2 separate regions of the Mus musculus genome follow, and region 1 is linked to region 2. Evidence: chromatin loops called from intact Hi-C (ENCODE). Cell type or tissue: left cerebral cortex. All regions are shown on one strand. Each heading gives the region's core, and the rest is flanking DNA. Links, peaks and the distances in the headings are about the cores only. Region 1 has its middle 66 kb from the start of Gm32357. Region 2 holds the start of Gm41484 (a long non-coding RNA gene).

Region 1 (8,150 bases), core at 1,006-6,005, 950 kb after region 2:
TACCCAGCAGGGATTAGTTGCAAATGAAAGAGTTAAATTCTTAATCAGAAATGACATATAGGTCTAGAGGTTTTAGCTTTAAATCAACACATACTGTTCCTTCACTTCTGAACATCAAAAACACTATCCTGTATTTGTCATTATCCACAGGTAACATCCATTAACATTTAACTATTAGATCAAACGTTTCTTTACTAAGAAGGCATTCTCTAACTCTTTAAGATGTCTCAGTCTTTGCAGTTATGTAATTTGTATCTTCACAGGACTACTATGAGGGCAGTTCCACAGTTTAATTGATCTAGTTATAGTTATGTAAATAGATTCTATCTAGTCAAGGCTGATTTTTGATGTTTAGTATTCTTTGCAACAACTATAACTTGACTGGCACAAATGAAACATTTAATAAAATGAACAGAGTAGCAATGTGTGAAGAATGTGCCATATAAGTTAGGTAATGTATAGTTTAATATCAAATACTAATTGATTATGATGACTTTGTTTTTAAACACTGTGGCACAGATACATGATTTTATCTTCCTTCAATTATACTTGAATATTAGGCTGATCTGATATATAACAGAAACCTCATTCCAAAGATTATCAATAAATATAACATTAAAAGTCCAGCACCCTCCAAATAAAGTTGCTTTGTTTCTAGTCACAAAAGAAAAAAAGACAAAATTCAAAAAAAATTCTTTTTGATGTCTAAAAAAGTATTCTAAATGTTTTCTGTTGATAATAGTGTAAAAATGTTTCTCTCTTTTATGAATAGTTTAACTATGTTTAGAGAAGTACACAACAGCATCATTAAACTTTTTTTCTAATATAATCTCATTTTTTTTATTTTTTATTATTGGGTATTTATTTCATTTACATTTCCAATGCTATCCCAAAAGTCCCCCACACCCCCCCCCCCACTGCCCCATCCACCCACTACCACCTCTTGGCCCTGGCGTTCCCCTGTACTGAGGCATATAAAGTTTGCACGACCAATGGGCCTCTCTTTCCACTGATGGCCGACCAGGCCATCTTCTGATACATATGCAACTAGAGACACGAGCTCCAAGGAGGGGGGTAGGGGGGTGGTGGTGGTACTGGTTAGTTCATATTGTTGTTCCACCTATAGGGTTGCAGATCCGCCCAGCTCCCTGGGTATTTCCTCCTTATACCCATATCTTTTACACAACTGATTTAAGAGGATTTCTATGTCCATGATGCAGAAAATAACACTGCCCAAAGCTAGACCCCTGGAAATCAGTAGATAATTGTAGTTGAGCCATGAAAGAAAGAGAACTGTAATTTCACAGATTTCAAAGAATGAATAGTCTTAGTTTGTGAATTTGTTTTCTTCTGGGGCAGATTATGTTTACTTTGTTTATTTTTATTGTTTTTTTTTTTTAATTAAAGTTTAAGAATATGTCATTTCCAGTGCCAGGCTTGGTGGCACACGCCTTTAATCCCAGCACTCGGGAGGCAGAGGCAGGCAGATTTCTGAGTTTGAGGCCAGCCTAGTCTACAAAGTGAGCTCCAGGACAGCGAGGGCTGCACAGAGAAACCACATCTCAAAAAACAAAAACAAAAACAAACAAACAAACAAAAAAAGATGTCATTTCCTCCCATATTGTCTCCTTACTCAGTCTCCAATAATTAATTCTATATCCTCCCAACTTAACGATAAAAATTAAACATAGTATCCTAGCATCCAAACATTACTTGCATGCCATAAATTTCTACCATTTGTCTAGACAGGTTGAAATTAAAGGCAGTTGAGGGCCACCTGTCTTGAATGCTGAACATCCAACTCAAGTCCTCAGCAAGAACAGTCTGCAGTCTCTCCAGTCTGGCTACAAATTAGATTCCTTCCTTCCCACCAAATGATACATGCTCACATCTTCTTTGTTCCACTTCCTGCTCTTTTTCATGGTAGAGCAGAAGATGTGAATGAACAGCAACTGCGACATAGCCTGAATTCCTTGGTCTTGAGACTTTGTTAAATTCCTTCATGCTTGTGACCTCAATCTGACTCAGATTCTTAGGACACAGAGAGAATGCAGTATGTGCAGTATCTTGCTAAAATGACTCCTCATCTGTGGACTGGAAAACACAGTCCCTTGTGACCCTTTGAAAACCCAGGAGTACAGGACACCAGAACACTGCCATCAGTAACAACTAAGCCGTGCTCATCAGAGATCATAGAGACTGAAGCAGCAGCCACCCACGGATCCTGCATGGGTCTGCGCCATATCCTCTGCATACATGCTGTAGTTATTTACCTTGAGTTTTGTTGGACTCCTAGCAATGGCAGTGGGCAGTGCCATTGACTCTTTTGCCACACCGTAGGACTTCATCTAGCCTTGAAGGAGGGCATATCCCTAGTATTATTGAATCTTATTGTACCAAGTTTGATACCACAGGGAGGCCTGTTCTTCTCTGAAGGGAAATGGAGGAACACTGGGTCTGGGGGAGAGGAGAGGTGATATGGGATCTGAGAGGACGGGATGGAGAGGAGACTTAAATACCTACATATTGGATTAGACAGAATGAATAAATGAATGAATGCATGAATGAATGAATAGAGAAAGTAGGAATCAAGATATCACTTTCTATTTTTCTTTTGGCATTTTGCTCTCCTGTACTCTAACATCCAAACTTATTGTTCCCAATTACCTGAATTAATTACTTTCCTTACTATTGTGACAAAATATTCATCAAAATAAACTTAAAGAAATAAGGATATCGTCCATCATAGTGGGATCATATGCGGGTAGGCTATGAGGCAACTCATTATATTGCATTGCATTAACCAGGCAACAGATACCTACAGATACAACAGTACTAAACCTCGTTATTTAACAGAATTATTCTCCAGTAACCAGAAACATATCCAGGTAACCTACATTGTGAGGTTCTTAAAGTATAGAAAGTAGATAGGTATTCAGGAAATGGCCTCTCTGGCTTTTGTAGATGGCATAGTAATGTTAAAGAATCCTAGGAAGCAGACAGAGAGGGCCCATTCAACAGGAACCCACATGTGAAACAGACATGGGAAAATTAGTCCACTGCGTTGGCCGAATGGAATGTAGCAGATAGTTAACATATAACTACACTCTCCACTTTGTGCCAAGGAAACAGTTCTGAGATGTACAAGACCTTCTGAAGGTAATGTGGGTTTGAGTAGCCTAGGATGGTTTTAGAGATTCTGATAGGATTAAACATCAAACCGAATACAAAAAACTTAAAAGTGCTGTGCCAAGATAGATAATATGATGTGAGGAGCTGAATTACTCCCCCTTATATTCTATAAATTGAAGCTATAATACTCATTGCAGAGGTTAATCCTAAAGGATTAGTGTCATTATAATAAAAGACACTAGAGGGCTCTGCTTCCATCCCCATGAGAAGACATACTGAGAACACCACCAGAAAAACAGGAGTTGAGTTGAATGCCATTTAACTTGGACTTCTGGACTGCACATATTTGGGCCAGTGCATTCATGTTATCTAAGACCCTGGTCCTTTGTATCTTATTGTGAACATCTGAGCTTGTGTAGACAGAGTGAATGATATCTGGTGAGAGAGAGAGAGAGAGAGAGAGAGAGAGAGAGAGAGAGAGAGAGAGAGAGAGAGAACATGAATATAATTCATCAGTTAAATGAGCCACCTCAAGGGAAGAAATGTAATTCTATCCAGAGGAGCATCATCATTTGGAAATAATGGAATGGAGGAGGCTGTAGGGAAGGATGGAAGGAAGGTAGGCTGTAGAACTTAATCGAGGCTGTAGAATTTTATAAGTCTCCAATAAAGCTATGGTATGCGTGGTCTTCAAGTAAAGGGAAGGACTGAGCCTCCAGCAACAACAGCTTAAACACTTAGCACTCCCACCTCAGGAACAGGGTGGAGATGGCTGGGAGGGATGGACACCAAGCCAAAGAAAACTATTCTTTTGCCTCAAGACTCTAGTATTTACTATTAATATTGGAACGAGCAAAGTTTGACTGCATTTTGTATGTGATAATGTATGAAAATGAGTCTATGAGTAATGCAATGGAATGGACAGAGTCTCATGTCTGAAAAAAAATTGTAGATGGTAGCTCTTTATCCAAAGCTTTATTTAAAGGAAGTATGAATTAGGGTTCAAAGACATCATGTGCTTAGAGCTTTGATCTTATAAGGCCGATGTTCCTAAAAGAAGAAAACCTGGTTACTCTCTGTGAGCTTGTGAGAACAAACAGAATGCAGTTATCTGTAATTCAGGAAAAAGGACTCACTTGAAGAGGACTCATATCCTCTATTTTGGAATTACTGTAAGCAAATACATTTAAGAAACCTTATTTATAGTATTTCTTATGGAGGCTCCAGTGATCTAACAAATGAGACTAAATAGTCTCATTTTAAAAATGCTTTGAACTAACTGTCTCTTACTAAATTACTCTAATCCCAATTGTATAAAAATAATTTTGTTAAGATTAGAGATATTATGTCAGGTCATATTTGCACAACCAATTTTTTGAGCGAAGAATTTCAATATGATATAGGAGTTCTGCAGATCAGCTGTGATTATTCACAGAAATTCAAGGGAAACAACTAGTCCTAAGCAATGAAATTGTCCACATCACTTTCTTATAAAATGAAATTCTTGATTTTCACACTCCCTGGACATTATCTTTCCACCTGGACAGATAATGCCATTACAGCCTGGGTAATGGTGTGATTCCATACTGAAATCTCTAGAGTACAACTTACAGTAGAAGTCACTGATAAGCATGTTATAAAGTAGGTTTGCAGTCTTCATCAGCACATTTCTTTTCTTAAATACTTTACACAATTAAGAAAGTAATACCTTCCTGAAATCCCGGAGTTGTCCAGAGCACTTACTGTGTAGGTAGCCAATGATTTTCCAAAAGCATGTTTTAAATTTTTTATGGTTATTATTAGAAAAGTAAATCTTACATTGCTCAGAAAAAAAAAACCAAATTACTTCACAATTAACAACCCAATATTGCTGCTCACACACTTACACTAGTGAGTGTGAAAGGCAACACAGATAGGGACTATTTGGACTGCACCTCAACTTTTCTCCACCAACTGTCATGGATTATATTTGGTGTGTGTGTGTGTGTGTGTGTGTGTGTGTGTGTGTGTGTGTGTGTATTGTGTATGTGCACGCTCACACATGTATTTACAAGCTTACTATTAATAACTATATAACTGTATAATTGTTGCATTGGGCATTAATCTTTTGTGGTATTTCCTTTGTGGATTTCCCCTCTTTCATACTTCTTTGATTAAAATATGTGAAGAAAATAAAAGCATAAATAATATTCAAGTTTCCTACATTGTAACAAAATCCTTCTTTCTTGATATTTTGTGCCTCAATTCTATAAAAGGAAAGCTACTAACACTGTTCAAATGAAGCAACATTGTATCTCTAGTATTATACTATCTTACAAAAGGGTAGTAATTTTAACATAATTTACTAGTAATACAAATTACAATGTCTAAAATTAAGTTTAAAAATGGAAGCACTGAAAATTTTAATTTGCTTCTGATTCTCACTCCTCTTTCAAGGATCATTCATTTAAAAAGCATATAAAACTAAGACTTTTCTTTCCATAATAATACAGTAAGCCATGTTCTACATTTAATAAATATTTTGCTGGTAGCTGGGTGGTGCCGAGCACACAAAAGAGTCCTGTTGAACTCCGTGGAGTTGAGTCAGGTCTTCTAGAAGCATTGTATTTGTATCACTTCTTTTGTCCTTGTGAGACAGATACTGATCAGCAACATTCACCCCACCAGTGCTGACTTATCTGCCAAGGACATGCCAAGCTGAGCACGAAATCATTTCCATTTAATTAGCTAATATTTTGGTTGTTTTTTTTTTTTGTTTTGTTTTTGTTTTTTGTTTTTTTGTTTGTTTGTTTTTTTTTTCTTTTTGGTTCTTTTGAGACAGGGTTTCTCTGTGTAGCCCTGGCTGTCCTGGAACTCACTTTGTAGATCAGGCTGGCCTCGAACTCAGAAATCCGCCTGCGTCTGCCTCCCGAGTGCTGGGATTAAAGGCGTGCACCACCAAGCCCAGCCTAATATTTTGAACTAAAGACATTAATATATCATCACTTCACACTCAATTCTAAAACCAAGAGCTTAGTGAGGGAGTCATGTTTTAGATTTCTAGCAATACTTGTTTTAGAGTAACTATTTCTCTCATTGTCAGTCACACACAGCTCATATAACTTTCATTTCCCCAATTACCAACAGAGAAATCAGAGTGCCAAGTCCATTTTGAGATTTTTTTGTCTTTTATTATTTATTGGAAGGTTAAGTGCAGGCCCTTAAGACTTGGAGTCTGCACATAGGCCCTGTGACCCTATACCCAAGTTAATTTTGATTGGTAAATAAAGATGCAAACAACCAACAGCTAGGCAGAAGAGCTATAGGTGGGATGGAATTTTTGTGACCAGAGATTGTAAAAAATTACTAGGGGTTATCAATAGGAAAGTAGATTCCAACAACATAAAGGATAGGCAGCTGCCAAGCTGTTGTGCTGCTTAAGGTATATTGTAAGTAAAATGTCTGTGAATTTGTTTTTCTTCCAGGAACTCAATAACCAAATATGGGGTAGAAGCCATACATATGCACTCACTGATAAGGGGATATTAGCCCAGAAACTTAGAATACCCAAGATACAATTTGCAAAACACAAGAAAATCAAGAAAAAGGAAGACCATGTGGATACTTCATTCCTCCTTAGAATAGGAAACAAAATACCCATGGAAGGAATTACAAAGACAAAGTTTGGAGCTAAGACTAAATGATGGACTATCCAGAGACTGCCCCACCCAGAGGTCCATCCCATAATCAGCCACCAAACGCAGATACTATTGCATATGCCAGCAAGATTTTGCTGAAGGGACCCTGATATAGCTGTCTCATATGAGGCTATGCCAGTGCCTGGCAAATACAGAAGTGGATGGTCACGGTCATCTATTGGATGGAACACAGGGCCCCCAATGGAGGAGCTAGAGAAAGTACCCAAGGATCTGAAGATGTCTGCAACCCTATAGGTGGAACAACAATATGAACTAACCAGTACCCCCCAGAGCTCGTGTCTCTAGCTGCACATGTAGCAGAAGATGGCCTAGTCGGCCATCATTGGGAAAAGAGGCCCCTAGGTCTTGCAAATTTTATATGCCCCAGTACAGGGGAATGCCAGGGCCAAGAAGTGGGAGTGGGTGGGTAGGGGAGCAGGGAGGGGAAAGAATATAGGGAACTTTTGGGATAGCATTTGAAATGTAAATAAAAAAAATATCTAATAATAATTAAAAAAGCCCCAGGCTGGAATTTCTAATGATTTCTACAAGTTCTTGTTAGTACTGAGAATATTTGAAGAGATTTTCATAAATATCTTCCAAGTTTCCTTTTGTTTTTATGTCATTTATATTTACATAGTAGTTTCTGAAGAATCAATTCACACAGAAAATAACAAAATTTATGATGTGCTTTAATTTGATTTCAGTAACTTGTGAATAACTTTACAAATATCAGGCTCTCCAGTGATTACAGAAAGAGGCAGTAAATTATTGCTCATCATCTAATTACCAATTTGGACATATTTAGACCTCATGTAATTAAGCCACTAACTCAAGCAATCACTCAAGAATAGTGAGTAACCATTGATGGAAGTTTTTACAATAAAATTCACGTCATCTGAGAAATATTTGGGTAGGCTCCCTAAGGTTCTCAGTTCCCTGTTAATCTTTATTTTTGAAGAAACTCATGTTTTACCCTCCTTGGATCAAGATTTAGTATATTACTAACATTTTACAGACCCTAGAACAATATAGAATAATCAACCTTATTGTGTAGTTATAAAAATCAATGGCAAACAAAAGTCAAACAACCAAGGAAACAATATATTTAAGAACACATGGAGCAAACACCCATGGAAGGAGTTACAGAGACAAAGTTTGGAGCTGAGATGAAAGGATGGACCATGTAGAGACTGCCATATCCAGGGATCCACCCCATAATCAGCATCCAAACGCTGACACCATTGCATACACTAGCAAGATTTTATTGAAAGGACCCAGATGTAGCTGTCTCTTGTGAGACTATGCCGGGGCCTAGCAAACACAGAAGTGGATGCTCAC
Region 2 (8,150 bases), core at 1,895-6,894:
CGTGTGAGCCTTTGTATCTGTTATACAAAGACCCATATGTTTGCACACTCAGGAATTATATCTGATATCTCTTTCTCTCTCTCTCTCTCTCTCTCTCTCTCTCTCTCTCTCTCTCTCTCTCTCTCTCTGTGTGTCTCTGTGTCTCTGTCTCTCTCATGCCTTTTTTTGGGCTATTTTCCTTTTGTTTGTTCTAGTATGATATGTTAGTTTTTGCTTTATAATATTTGCTTGTTTTCTAATGAGAGACAGAAAGGGAGTGTGAGGGGAGGAGGCAGGAACTGAGAGGATTAGGGTGCAGGTAACAATAATTTGGGTATATTATATAAAAAAATCTATTTCCAATAAAACTATAGTTATAATTTGACACACTAAAAAACACAGTGCATAGAGAGATGAAGAAGAGGAGGTGGAGGAGGAGGAAGAGAAGGAGAGGAGGAACATTGAAGAAGAGGAGGAGGAGGAGAAGGAGAAAACAAAGGGTGATTTAGGGAAATCTGTAGGGAAATCTGTTCCCCTGCAGACAATAAGAGACAAGCAAGAGAGGAAAGTGTAAAAAAAGTATAGAATAATTTGCCTGAATAGCAATTGTTTAGGGCAGCATGTATCTTGATGGTTTGGGGCAGTATGAATAATTTAGCCATTCTCCAAGTCTTTGGAGGAAACTGACTAGAGAATGGAAATTCTGGAGAAGTTCCGAGAACAGGGCAGTGTCATTTCCAGTCCTTACAGCCTCTTGCTGACAGTGGAAAGGGGGCTAGACTCTTAAGTGCAGGTTAGCTCTGTGGAGTGGGTAATTGTGGGTGCTTTTCCAGAGGATGAAACGACTTTTTCCTATTTCCAGTGAAGTGCATGTGGACTGCACTCAGAATCTTCATGATTACTTCGATCTTCTTAAGACTAACAACAGATTATAGCAACAGCCACAGCCAACAACAACAACAACAACAACAACAACAACAACAACAACCAAACAGCAACAAATACCATTACGAATGAATATGATGGCTGATGAGATGCTCAGTGGTTAAGAGAGCCAGCTGCTCTTGCAGAGGATACACGTCTGGTCTCCAGCATCCACAAGGTGTCTCACACACATTTCTGAGTCCAGATCTGAGGGTTCTGACATCCTGTTCTGCCCTCCACAGACAGCAGGCACTCACATGGTGTACACACAAACACACAGGGAAAACAAAAAACACATAAAACAAAAAGACACAAATATTTTTATTTATTTTATGTACATTAGCATTTAACCTACATGTGTGTCTGTTGGCTCCCCTGGAGCCAGAGTTACAGGCAGGTGTGGGCTGTCATGTGGGTGCTGGGAATTAAACCCAAGTCCTCTGGAAAAGAAGCCAGTGATCTTAACTGCTGGGCTCTCTCTCCAGCTCCAAGAAACAAATATTTCAAATGACAGACATGACAGCACTAACTCTCAAAACTCACATGATCATTTTCTAATAATGATCAGAAAAACAAAGAATTGAACCCGGCAAGTTCAATACTGGATAGAGACTGGTTAAAAAAAAATGTCTTGAAAAACACCTACACCTTTACCTTCACTTTTCTCTACAACATGGTTAATTCTAATGCACATTTCCACAATTACCCAGGGGCCAGTGGTGCTAATTATAGAGGTGCTAGAGGCACCGAGCCTTTATAGTCCCATTTCTGCATTTTTGGCACACTGGAATGTGGGTCCTTAGTGAGGTTCAATGGCAGGGTTAACCAAGCCATTACCAAGACACTGGAACCCCATTCTGGGTGTCATACACAACTCTGGATTCCCCAGGTCAGAGGAGCCTCCCATAGCCGGGTACCCTGCCAACTCACCTAGCTCCTCTTCTTCCATTAGCACACCTGAACTTTACACATCGTGCCTTGGGCCATCCTTCAGCCTTTGCTGTTTCTCAAGATCACCATCTTCTCTCTCTGCTCTTTTCCAAGTATTTATGGCATCTCCATTACTGGCAGCAGAGTGACCCTTTTCATGCCTTCCTCCTCCTCCTCCTTCCCCTCCTCCTCCCCCACCTTCCCCTCCTCCCCCTCTCCAGCCTGAGCCATCTCTCCAGCCCCGACCTCACACCTTCTAAAGGCTTTTCTTCTCATCTAACATTTACCCCGCCCCCACCCTCTTATAGTCTGGCTTACTGGGCTGGCCCTCTGTGTTTTGTACCTGGAGCTCCCTCCTCCATTTCTCTATTTCCTATCACGAGTGTCATGTCTGTGCTTCAGGCAGCCAGATGCCTTTCCTCTCAGGGTTTTTGCACCAGCTCTTCATTTCTCTCTGGAATGCCCTCCACAGATCATCACATGAGTAGATCAAACATTTATTTAGATCAGGCAGAGTTTAATTTCATCTCTCAGAGCGCTCAGCGCGAAACAACTCCTCCCTATCAGCACATACTGTAATGAGAAAAAAAAAATAATAAAGTTTTCTTACTGATGCCTGATTTCTCAGAGCTCAGCACTTTGAAATACTTTTTTCCCCCACTTAGTTATTTTTCTTCTGTGCAAGTTTGTGTAGCTCAGAACACAGCTCTTAGAAGTTGCTCTCTCCCCTGCCTTATGGGGTTCAGGGCCTGAACTCAGGTCACGAGGTTTCAACACGGCATCTTTATACTCGGAACCACCTCCATTCGCCAAGCCTAGCAGCTTTTCTTGGACGTACTCAGGGTGTCAGAATGCTTACCGCCCCGCATCGTACTTTCTTGTTATCGGCTAACTTACTCGAAAGAGAGGATTAGCCCAGTGCCAAGAATCACTGACTGTGAAGTCAGGTGTCACAAGGCCTTGCTAGATGTGTGGCTATAAACCAGGTGACCTCCAAAGACCTCAGTTTCTTCCCCTGTAAAGTAAATAGGAGTTATGGAGGCAATTCTTAAAATGTGTAAATGTATCAGCAGCGACACGATACACTGAACCCCACCCCCATCAAAAGCTCCACGTGAATGCCAGCTCCACTCGGTGTAGGGTGTAGGACGAGTATGTTCTTCCCATGACCATTTAGAGGAATTATGTAGGTATGCCATCTAAAGCTTTTATAAGCTTTAGATATTATTATACATGTATCTACAATACAGATGTGGTCTTAGTTGCTTTCATCCCCATATCTTGATTGAGTTACGTAGAAAACATGGACTTAGTGAAAATCAGTAAGCTAAGTGCCACTCTCCTCAGTTGCCTGTTACCAGGTAACCCTAGCAGGGTAATGGTTTCTGAAGTGCCCTTACCTCGAGCTTCCTGAAGGTGGCAGTGGAGCGCCAACATTGGAAAAAAACAATCTGCTGTTCTTGAAAGGCAGCTAGGATAAGAAAGTTACCGACGGGCTTAAAATTCCTTTCCTTATTATTCTTGCTGAGAAGATGTGGATCGTGATAGGGTGGGCACCTGATCAAATACAAATGATATCTGATGGAATAGTAAAACGTTCTGCTGTTATTATTCTTTAAGACCTCAGATAGAAGAGCAACTCCACAGCAGTTGGAGCGAAGTGGAACTGGCAATGAGGTGACAAAGAGGACAGGCAGCAGGGAGAACAGGGTGACCTCTTAGTGTGTCAGAAGCACCGCCAGAAATTCAGGGTGGAGGTCTCTGAGAGGGGGCAGGTCAGGGTCTCCCTGCCCTCGTGCATGTTTCGAAGGGTAAAATTTTCGGAAGTAAAGATGCATGAATGCTAGAGTCTATCCTGTCCACACCTACAAATCTTCGTGTCTGCTAAGGGGTTGAGCGCATAGCACTAACGGAAAGATCTAACCCAATCACAAAAGAAGTCACTTGATATGCACTCATTGATAAGTGGATATTAGTCCAGAAACCTAGAATACCCAAGAAACAACTTCCAAAACACAAGTAAATCAAGAAGGAAGACCAACGCGTGGATACTTCATTCCTCCCTAGAATATGGAATAAAGTATCCATGGAAGGAGTTGCAGAGACAAGGTTTGGAGCTAAGACGAGAGACTGCCCCACCTGGGGTCCATCCCATAATCAGCGACCAAACGCAGACACTATTGCATACGCCAGCAAGATTTTGCTGAAAGGACCCTGATATAGCTGTCTCCTGTGAGGCTTTGCCAGTGCTTGGCAAATACAGAAGTGGATGCTCGTAGTCAGCTATTGGATGGAACACAGGGCTCTCAATGGAGGAGCTAGAGAAAGTACCCAAGAGCTGAAGGGATCTGCAACCCAATAGGTGGGACAACAATATGAACTAACCAGTACCCCCAGAGCTTGTGTCTCTAGCTGCATATGTAGCAGAAGGTGGCCTAGTTGGCCATCATTGGTCTAGCAAACTTTATATGCCCCAGTACAGGGGAACGCCAGGGCCAAGAAGTGGGAGTGTGTGGGTAGGGGAGCAGGGCGGGGGGAGGGTGTAGGGGGACTTTCGGGATAGCATTTGAGATGTAAATGAAGAAAATACCTAATAAAAAAATTAAAAAAAAAAAAGAATATAGTTAAGTCTCTAGATAAATAGAGATACTTCACACTGGCCACCAGATGGCAACATTGCACTGTAAAATGCTTGCAGTTGAATTCATCTTGTAAAACTTTTTTTCCCACTTTGAGACAAGATTTCTCTGTGTATCCCTGGCTATCCTGGAAATTACTGGGTACTTCAAGATGGTCTTGAACTCAGCAGTCCACCTCTGCCACCCAAGTGCTGGGATTAAAGGCATGCATTACCACCACCATGAGGCTTCACCTTATAAGCTCTTAAGAAGTACTAAAATCATGCTTACTCCCCTCCCACGCGTGGGGATCATGCTTAAAGGAGCCATGAGTCTGTGCTTGAACCGCCTCATTAATGAAGAACACATTTTGCCAGCAGTGGCTGATTAAGTTAACACTCCAGTTCCTTGAGGCCAACTTGAACATTTAAACTTTGAATTATTCATACTGTGAACGAAATTATCAGTGAACGAAAACAACTAATCAGAGTGTGAATGGAAGTAAAATATTCTCATTGTTAGAGTGTATCAGCTGTTATAAAGTTGCAAGACAATTTTTTTTAAGTGTTTGGTTCATAATTTAGTTTCTTCAGCTTGCAGTCTAGGAGATAGTCTACAAGCAGCAGTGAGGTAGAAACAGGGTCCTGCTTCAAAGTTAGCCTCAGTTATATAACAAAGTTGAGACCAACTTGGGTTGCAGAGACCTTATCTCAACAAAACAAAACAAACAAAACAAAGAAAAACAATATGTATACATTTTATGTTCAATCTGTCTAAGATTGCTTTCGGGTACATAATACATGTGAGGTAGATGAGTTTTGAAGGTTATTGTAAAATAATATCTGTAAACACCCAGCACAAGCCTCACACATGGGAAGGATTATAATATACAGAGGCTGTTGCTCAGTGTATTAAGAAATAATGAATTCACACAAAAATCCTCTACTGGCGCAGGCAGGAAAGGCTGAGGGATGCATGTTCAGAGCGCAGAGCCCCACTTTTAGGCGTGTGGGGAGGACTTGAGAAATGACTCTAGGTAGCTCACTGCCCAGAAAGCCCTCGGCGATGGGCTGTTAACAGTGTCCAGTAACTGAGGGGCAGCCCTTGGTCCTGGGAAGGCTCGATGCCCCAACGTAGGGGAATTCTAGGGAGGGTAGGCGGGAGTGGGTGGGTGGCTGGGTAGGGGAGCGCCCTCATAGAAGCAGGGGTAGGGGGAGATGAGATAGGGGGTTTTTAGAGGGGAAACCGGGAAGGGGGCTATCATTTGAAATGTAAATAAATAAAATATCCAATTAAAAAAACAAAACAAAACAGTGTCCAGTAACAGCTCGCATGTCTGGTGCAGTCGTGAAGGAATGCATTGGGAGAGTGTCTACTGGCGTTGACTTATTGACTCATTCTTCGATCACTTCAGAACTACAGGGCATTCTGTGTCCTTGGTGACCCTGTCAAAGCACCATTCACACGCTACAGAAACGATACAGGAAAAAGATGCTCGTTCTTACAGGGATTGTCCACCCTCTGCGTCATGAGACTCATCTGTTCACCTCCCTTACTGCCCTCCTCCATGTCCGCCCCTCCCCTCTGGTCCTCTTTCTGTCCTAAGCCTGTTTTGGTCTTCTTTCTTATCGAGTGCAACTTCCCTCCCCCCACCCCCATCTCATAATCCCTCGTCTGGATTCCTGACACACTGGAGCGAATATCTGACCTCGATGAAGTCTCTCAGTAGACACCGTTAGATTCCAGCTACCATCAATCAGCCTTCTCTTCCTTTTTTCCTCCCCGTTTCTGTGTTTTTCTTTCCTGGGATCCTGAGGTCTTATGTCTTATCCATGTTCTGTTAAATTTGGGTACAAACAACAGACAGAGGTGTCTTACCCAATTTCTTATTTCTTTTTGTGTCCTCCCCACCCTGGCCCAATTACTGTGTTGAATTCTCATTCTACAGAACTGTAAAATGCAAATGCGTTTTAAAGCGGCACTGTTGTGTTTCTAGAAGACACAGCACATCGACCCCTCCTAGTATTCACTGCCACTGTTTGGGGCCAGAGATACGACTCTGACCACAGGGAACATTTTGGTCTAAACCTTTCTTTTCCTGTCGTGCTAGGGAAGTTTTTCTTCCACTGTGGGACAGGCACACTTCTCTAGAGGTCACCGAGGTGCCAGAGGGCGGCTCAACCGCTAGAAGCTGCAGAGGGCAGTATAACACCACACATGAGCGTGTAGGAGCACACCCAGTGTGTCATCATCTGCTTTTTCTTTCTTAGTGGGTAAGTTACTGGAACATTAAAAAAAAAATGATTATTTACGGTGAAAACTTGGAGAAGCGATCGCGCCTGGGTTTTCCAGTTCCCTCCTCCGACTGTGCTACAAAGTACCAGGCTGCAGCCTCCCTAGGAGGAGGCCCTCGGCACACACGTCGCAGCTCCGGCTACCAGCTCGAGCCGAATCCCAGTGTCAGAGTAACACAGAATTTGAAATCCAACCTCCGAGATGTTCTTAACCTCCTTTCAAGTTTCTGAAGATATGTTTACCAAATGTCGGCGAGGGAACAATGGTTCTCAGAACTTACAGCAAGGAGTGACGGGACAGAGACTCATCCTGACCGAGGCGTGGATGGCGCCACTCCACACCAGATAGGAGGAAAGAGTTCAAGACAGGACCTTTGAGGAACTTGATAATTGCTGTTTTCAGCAAAATGTAACTTTAAACCAAAGGACGGCAGACTTCCTGGACAGGTCCAGACACTAAATCTTTCAGGTTTTATGAACTTCATGGTCTCTGTCGTAGCTACCCAGCTCCTGTACCCTGAAAGAGCACCCATTGGCAACACACACACACACACACACACACACACACACACACACACACACACACACAGAGTACGATCCCTTGAACCAACCTACAAATACAGGTAGCTCATTTCATAGTTTGCTGGAGTCTGCTTCAACGGAGCCTGATTTTCCATTTTGCCATAGTAGAATTGAACCTTTTCAAAGATCAGTTTCTTCTTTTGTATTTTTAACAAGTTAATCTTTTTGCCTTCTGTCCGTCTCAGACACGACTTCGTGATGCTCTGTTCCCTTTTCTTTGTTTTTAAAGAGATAAAATGTTGAGTTGGGCTGAAACAGGAAACCCTATCCTGAGGTTGCCATTGGAGATAGGTCTAGTCATCTTTTTGGCTTAGGCCTGCTTCATTTTGTCTTATTTTGTCTCATGTGGTTCATCTGGCTTGAGTTCAACCTTAGGAACAAGGCTTGAGACTTGGAGTTGTGCTCACTTTGGAACTGAACCAGCAATGGAGAGGAGCCGATGCTGGCCAGGTAACATAAAAAAGTGTGTGCTTGTTGCACAAACAAGCCGGCATAGGAGCAAAGCAAATCCATCTGTTGTCGCGCTAGGGGTAAAGTGTAGGTACCTTTTAAAACCGTGACCTGTATCTAACAAAACACAGTTAAGGATTCTCAGAAAAGTGATGTGTTAATAGTCAGGTCTTGTAGGAGGTAATTACAGATGGTGTTCACCGATAGCTACTTGCCAATGTTTAATCCTAGGCTGGTAACAGTCCAGGTTTGAACAATGATGCTGAGTGAGTAAACCTGACCATGAAGATCAAAGAAAAGAGATCCCAGGCTCTCTCTCTCTCTCTCCCTCTCTCTCCCTCTCTCTCTCTCTCTCTCTCTCTCTCTCTCTCTC

The links. A loop is a pair of places that touch in the nucleus more often than their neighbours do. Peaks named below come from ENCODE experiments on the same cell type or tissue, not always from the same donor. Only the 100,000 strongest peaks of a DNase experiment are listed, where the experiment ranks them.
Region 1: it touches region 2 in a loop (8-fold over the local background); 12 of 42 quality-filtered maps call a loop at or near these places.

What each region holds. Positions count from the first base shown.
Region 1 is chr16:86,297,908-86,306,057 of GRCm38, reverse strand. No RefSeq gene overlaps it. Among named protein-coding and RNA genes, the nearest start is that of Gm32357, 66 kb to the right of the region's middle. In left cerebral cortex, for the core only: a CTCF peak has its summit at 3,368 (motif pointing right); a DNase peak (open chromatin) is centred at 3,405.
Region 2 is chr16:87,245,201-87,253,350 of GRCm38, reverse strand. It overlaps Gm41484 (a long non-coding RNA gene), which reads left to right and starts at 6,658. Exons shown (of 3, transcript XR_876207.2): 1 at 6,658-7,777. In left cerebral cortex, for the core only: CTCF peaks have their summits at 3,242 (motif pointing right), 4,492 (motif pointing right) and 6,638 (motif pointing right); DNase peaks (open chromatin) are centred at 2,343, 3,244, 4,533 and 6,738; H3K4me3 peaks cover 192 bases; H3K27ac peaks cover 133 bases.